2 separate regions of the Homo sapiens genome follow, and region 1 is linked to region 2. Evidence: read pairs that join two places in POLR2A ChIA-PET (ENCODE). Cell type or tissue: PC-3. All regions are shown on one strand. Each heading gives the region's core, and the rest is flanking DNA. Links, peaks and the distances in the headings are about the cores only. Region 1 overlaps LOC105375168 (a long non-coding RNA gene). Region 2 has its middle 14 kb from the start of LRRC72.

Region 1 (2,925 bases), core at 217-2,716, 84 kb before region 2:
TAACGGTTCATCCTTTAACTCCACTGAAATCAGAGCCAGAAGAAATAAATTAACATTCTACCATGGGCCATCCCCATAATTTCTGGCAGCCTATGAATTCTAATTTCTGTTTTGCTATTGTGTATCTTATGTAAATGGTACAGTCTATTAACCTCTGACCTTTAACTCATTTTTATACATAAGAAAGGTGACACTCAGAATTGAGGTCTCTCTGCAGATAATGCAGACTAAACAATACCACGTGACAACATTATTATTATCTTTTATTTTCATAATATTTCTTGCAAAGTTATTGTCAGTTGTCTCTACCATCCACTCTGCTTTTCCTGTATAGCTGAAAAGGGAAGCAATGGTGAATATTTAGCCTTAGGACTGAATTAATGATACTAAAGTTTAACTTTTCATAAGAAGCACCTGGAACAATTGTTTCTATGTAGTATTTTTATATATTTTATACAATATAATTTATATAGTATATATTATATAATAATCTTAGAAAATATATTCCTGGCATCTACTGACAGAAATTTTGATTAAATGCCTCCAGAGTAGAACCAGGAATCTGAGTTTTGATACACCTCCATAGATTCCAGTGTAGTTATCAGCCAGACTGAAATAAACACTGAATTTAAAAGAACTATACCCCAACTCACTTTATGTTCAATACATTTAATTTCAGTACCCAAAGCAAAATGCATGTAATATATTAAAATACCATATAAAAATTGCATAAGAAATTTATTTTAAAATTGCATAAGAAATTCATTAAACTGTTTCATTTTCTTGTTAATTTGTAAGAAGGGAAACACAAGGGAAGAATATTTAAGTACCAGAACAGAATGATGGAAGAGAAACAGAAAACCAGATCATCCCCTGGTATTTCTACAGACCTGTCATTCTGTGTGTGTGTGTGCACTTAGAATTCATTTTGCCTTGTAAAAGCTGTCATTTAAACACAGTGTCACCTCTGAGAACCATCAAAGGCAGTATCCTTGACCACAGCTTAAATAGAATAGGAATTGTTGCCTGAAACTGCTCTGAGCACAGAACTAATGCATGCAGTTCAACTGAGGATGCCACATTACTCCAGAAACCAAAAGAGGGTAATGACCCCTTGCACAAGGGACAATGTAACAGAGATAATATCTTTGAAAGTTTTGTTTAGGAAACAAATCACTAATCTAGAGATGGTGGTGGCCAGCCTTAATAATCTGTGGAAGGGAGGAACATATGGAATCATTAAAGAAAAGCAACAGCTAGAAAAGGTAGATTTGTCATTTCTGCAAGAAACATATTGACAACAGCTGTTTATATGCATTTTAACCTTGACTCATTGCTAAAAGAAGATTTAAAGAAGAAAAAATTTGGCTTTAAGATGAAAATGGTCCAAAGGAATTCAAAGTCATATCTTTTATCTGAGGGATAAGAAAAAGAGAATGCGGACGTTGTTCCTTGTGACCACAGCCACCACCCCCATCAACTTGCCAAGCACAGAGTAAATACAGGAAGTGAGCTGTCCAATAGTCTGAATTTCAGACATCATTGCCTTATAGTGCCTTACCCATGAGGGCACCACATCTTTATCTTAAGCAAATTGAAAGGGACTATGGTAGGGTAGAAGCACAAGGGGTAACATGGAGAAGGGAGAGAGAAGACTGCAACAGTCTTTTCATATAATAATATAGTCTCTTCAGTGATGTCCAAAGGATGTAAGGATATAAACAAGCTTTTGATTTTTGCAAAAAGAATGTTTCATTGCTCTCCAGCATGGGACACTCACTGGGATAGACCCTCCCTCCTCCCCCACGAAAAAGAAGAAGAAAAAAAGAATATACAGAGTTTGGGAAGATGCTGTATCATCTACTTAGGAGAGCAATAAACTGTACTGTTTTGGACAATAAGTACTTAGTGGTGACAAAAGGACAATATTTTATGTAGAAGTAACTTGCAGCAGACAGTTAAGAGGAATAAATGAGGACACTGTGTTGTCTTTACTGTACGTGAATAGAAATAAGTTAAATAGAAATTAAGTACTTTCCTTTGTGACCATTGCTACCACTAATTGGCTTAAGACATAAATGAAAGAATAAATGAATAATTGAACGTTAAACTTACCATTGAATATAAACTTAAATCAATAAAGAACTATTTACATTTACTCTTCAGAAAAATTAGAGTGCTTGAAACTATTCACAAAATAAAAAGTTTGTTTTGTTTTTAAGTTTGTAAAGACTCTCTCACTCCAACTTCTTATGTCTTTTCACCTCTCCTACCACTTATCCTTGAAAGAATTCAAGATCTTGACAAGTGATTAAAAAGAAAATCAGAAACTTCCCCCTTTGTCAAATCTTCCTTAGTAATTATTCTCTCTTAACTTCATAAAAATATATGGTTATTAACTGCTATAGTACAATAACAAAACTATACATGAAACTAACCAACACTGGTCTTGGGCAAGTTATCAAATTTCATTATGCTTGTCTTGGTTCTCCTGGCCTCTTGCCTTTCTATAGTCTTTTTATTTTTCCTCACTACCTCCTGAATTGGGTATCTCACTATCAGCTCTGCTGAACCGGAATTCACTTGTGTCTTTCATCTACGAACTTAATCCTGCTAGTCCTGACCAGGACAGGCAGCTTCACTTTGTGAATGGGCCGAATCTTGCATTTGTCTCATTGCCTAGAAAACTGTCTTACTATTCATGGGGTGTACCCACCACTTGCAACCTTTTTCCCAAACTTAACCTCATTGACCCGGGTCTTATAACTGGCTCCTTCTTGGGATTTCACATCTCTTTAGCATGAAGTAAAACACAACCCCGGTTTGACTGACTAGGCTTGAGTCATCAGAGGGCTGACTTCTGATTAATTGGCCGAAGAACTGCTATGAAAGGATTAATCACATACAAACAGGTTGTCACCCCTT
Region 2 (2,925 bases), core at 241-2,740:
GTGAGTGGAAGTGAGTAGGAGCACAGGCGCAGTGTCAGAGTTCAAGCCAGGTGAGGAGAACATTCACGTGGAAGCAGGGCATCCCGGTGGGTATAGCAGGGTGAGGAGGGAGGTCCAGGCACACGAGTGTGGACTGTCAGACTCCACCTGAATGAGGGCAGCATCAGCTTAGCAGAGGAAACTGGCATGGTGTATAGACCAAGAAGGGAATGTCTTGGCAATGCAAGCTAAGCAGGCACAGGGAGAGATGGGTGTGGGTATTCATGCAGGGGCAGGATTGTTGTAAAAAGTTTGAGCCCAAGAAAGGTAAGGAGGGTATCCATGGAAAGGGGATACCCTCAGCCCTACAAAGTGCTACGATCACAAGGGTGAGACACCATGCCTTAATTAATTAAAAAAATAATAATAAAGTGTAGTGCTGTCATCTGATTTCAAACATCGCTTTAGAGTGGGGTGAACACACCTCAACGGCACTGTGATGACAACTAAGCAGGGTCCGTGCTGGGTGTGGGAAAAGGGATAGCTAACCATCGTGGGCACACATTACTCCATGTTCTATGTAGTTGTGATGAGCTGGATATTTGTGTGCCCCCAAAATGCATATGTTGAAATCCTAACTCCCAACACAATGGCATTAGGAAGTGGGGCCTGTGGAAGATAATTAGGTCATGAGGGTGGAGCCTTTGTGCGTGTGATTAGTGCTCTTACAAGAAGTGCCAAAGGAAAATATCTTGGGCCCCCAAAATCACTAAGGAAAACTCAAGCTGGGAACTGCTTAGGGCAAACCTGCCTCCCATTCTATTCAAAGTCACACCTCTGCTCACTGAGATAGATGCTTATCTGATTTGCCTCCTTTGGAAAGGCTCATCAGAAACTGAAAAGAATGTAGGCATTTGTGTATCACCTGTCTGCGACCTGGAAGCTCCCTCTGGGCTTCGAGACTTCCTGCCTTTGCTTCAGGTTGTCCCGCCTTTCCAGACCAAACCAATGTACTTCTTACGCATATCGATTGATGTCTCCCTAAATGTATGAAACCAAGCTGTGCCCTGACTACCATGGGCACATGCCGTCAGGACTTCCTGAGGCTGTGTCACCGGCTCATCCTCAATGTTGGCAAAATAAACTTTCTAAATTAACTGAGACCTGTCTCAACTTTTCAGGGTTCTCAGAAGCAACATGAGAGCACTCTCTCTGTTCTCCACCATGTGAGGATCCAACAAGAAGGTGGCCATCTGCAACCCACAAGAGGACCCTCACAAGAACCCAATCACGTTGGCACCCTCATCTCGGACTTCCAGCTTCCAAAACGGTGGGAAATAAAATTCTATTTTTTATAATCCACGAGGTTTATGGTATTTGGTTATAACAGCCCAGACTCTCCTAAGAAGGTGACCATGGAATGTAGGCCCTCTACTTTCTCTCAAGGGTGACATGTCAGTATGTGAATCCTGGAACTGTGATGGCTATGTCGTGATGCGGAAAGGTAACCTGAAAAGAGAGCCAACTTAGAAGAGTGTAGGATTTAAAACTATTAACAGCAGAGATTTAGAGCTCTGGCCATGATTGTACGGAACCTAAAACTGCTCTCTCTTTAAACTACTTGCTAATGGAGGCAAGACACTCCTTTATTATTTAAACAAGTAGATCTTGGTGTTCTGATATTGTAATAAAAACATTTGAATTGGTAACATACCTTTACTCCAAAGTTAGCGCATATCATTGCCAGTGAGTCTGCTAGCAGCTCTGCACATGGTAAATAGGAGAGACTTATATTCTGGGTTATTGGAAACAACAGGTAGGATTATTTACAGATAAACAGTGTAGAAATCGGAGCTTGGAAGCTTCCTCTTAACCGGGAGAAAGCCATAGCCCAGCTTTACGATTTCCCATTGGGTCTCATGTGGGACTACAGACAAGAGCCTCAGGGTCATTCCACCAGTTAAATAAAGTTTCTTTCTTTTTCTTTTTTTTTTTTTTTTTTGAAAAGGAGCCTTGCTCTGTCACTCAGGCTGGAGTGCAGTGGCACAATCTTGGCTCACTGCAACCTCCGCCTCCCGGGTTCAAGCAATTGTCTTGTCTCAGCCTCTCTAGTAACTGGGACTACAGGCACCTCCCACCACGCCTGGCTAATTTTTTATTTTTATTTTTATTTTTTATTTTTAGTAGAGATGGGGTTTCACCATATTGGTCAGGCTGGTCTCAAACTCCTGACCTCAGGTGATCCACCCACCTCAACCTCCCAAAGTGCTGAGATTATACGTGTGAGCCCCAAACCTGGCTTAAAGGAAGTTTCTTTATTTTTATTTATTTATTTTTTTTGAGACAGAGTCTTGCACTGTTGCCTGGGCTGGTGTGCAGTGGCGCAATCTTGGCTCACTGCAACCTCCGCCTCCTGGGTTCAAGCAATTCTCCTGCCTCAGCCTCCCGAGTAGCTTGGATTACAGGCGCAGGCCACCACACTGAGCTAATTTTTTTTTTTTTTCGTATTTTTAGTAGAGACGGGGTTTCACTATGTTGGCCAGGCTGGTCTCAACTTCCTGACCTCGTGATCTGCCCACCTCAGCCTCCCAAAGTACTGGGATTACAGGCGTGAGCCCAGCCAGTGAAGTTTCTTAAATGTTCATAATTAATACAAAGCATAAACTTATTACTACCATAGCTATATAGTTTAGGTGTGATCCTTATATAAGTAACAAAATGAAGTTAATAAAAAGAATTTTGTTCAAATAAGAATAATATATGAAAAAATGAGGCAAGATTAAAAAAAACAGCTGTAGGGTAAGAAGAATTGAAGCTGGGGAAGCTAGAATTTCTTAGCAAAGCAACTGTCAAGTTTACCAGTCTAATAATGTTCTTGGTAAATTTTCTTGTCAAACGACTTCCGACAGACAATTCTTGAACTTTTAGAGAAAACATAAAAATACC

The links. Peaks named below come from ENCODE experiments on the same cell type or tissue, not always from the same donor. Only the 100,000 strongest peaks of a DNase experiment are listed, where the experiment ranks them.
Region 1: POLR2A ChIA-PET joins it to region 2 with 8 read pairs; 2 of 35 experiments call an interaction of 5 or more read pairs at or near these places.

Annotation. Positions count from the first base shown.
Region 1 is chr7:16,427,445-16,430,369 of GRCh38, forward strand. The region is part of intron 2 of LOC105375168 (a long non-coding RNA gene); the gene reads left to right. Among named protein-coding and RNA genes, the nearest start is that of CRPPA, 7.4 kb to the left of the region's middle. In PC-3, for the core only: no CTCF peak of the experiment used is centred there; a DNase peak (open chromatin) is centred at 1,477; H3K27ac peaks cover 1,021 bases.
Region 2 is chr7:16,511,388-16,514,312 of GRCh38, forward strand. No RefSeq gene overlaps it. Among named protein-coding and RNA genes, the nearest start is that of LRRC72, 14 kb to the right of the region's middle. RefSeq lists an enhancer at 565-1,066. In PC-3, for the core only: no CTCF peak of the experiment used is centred there; no DNase peak of the experiment used is centred there.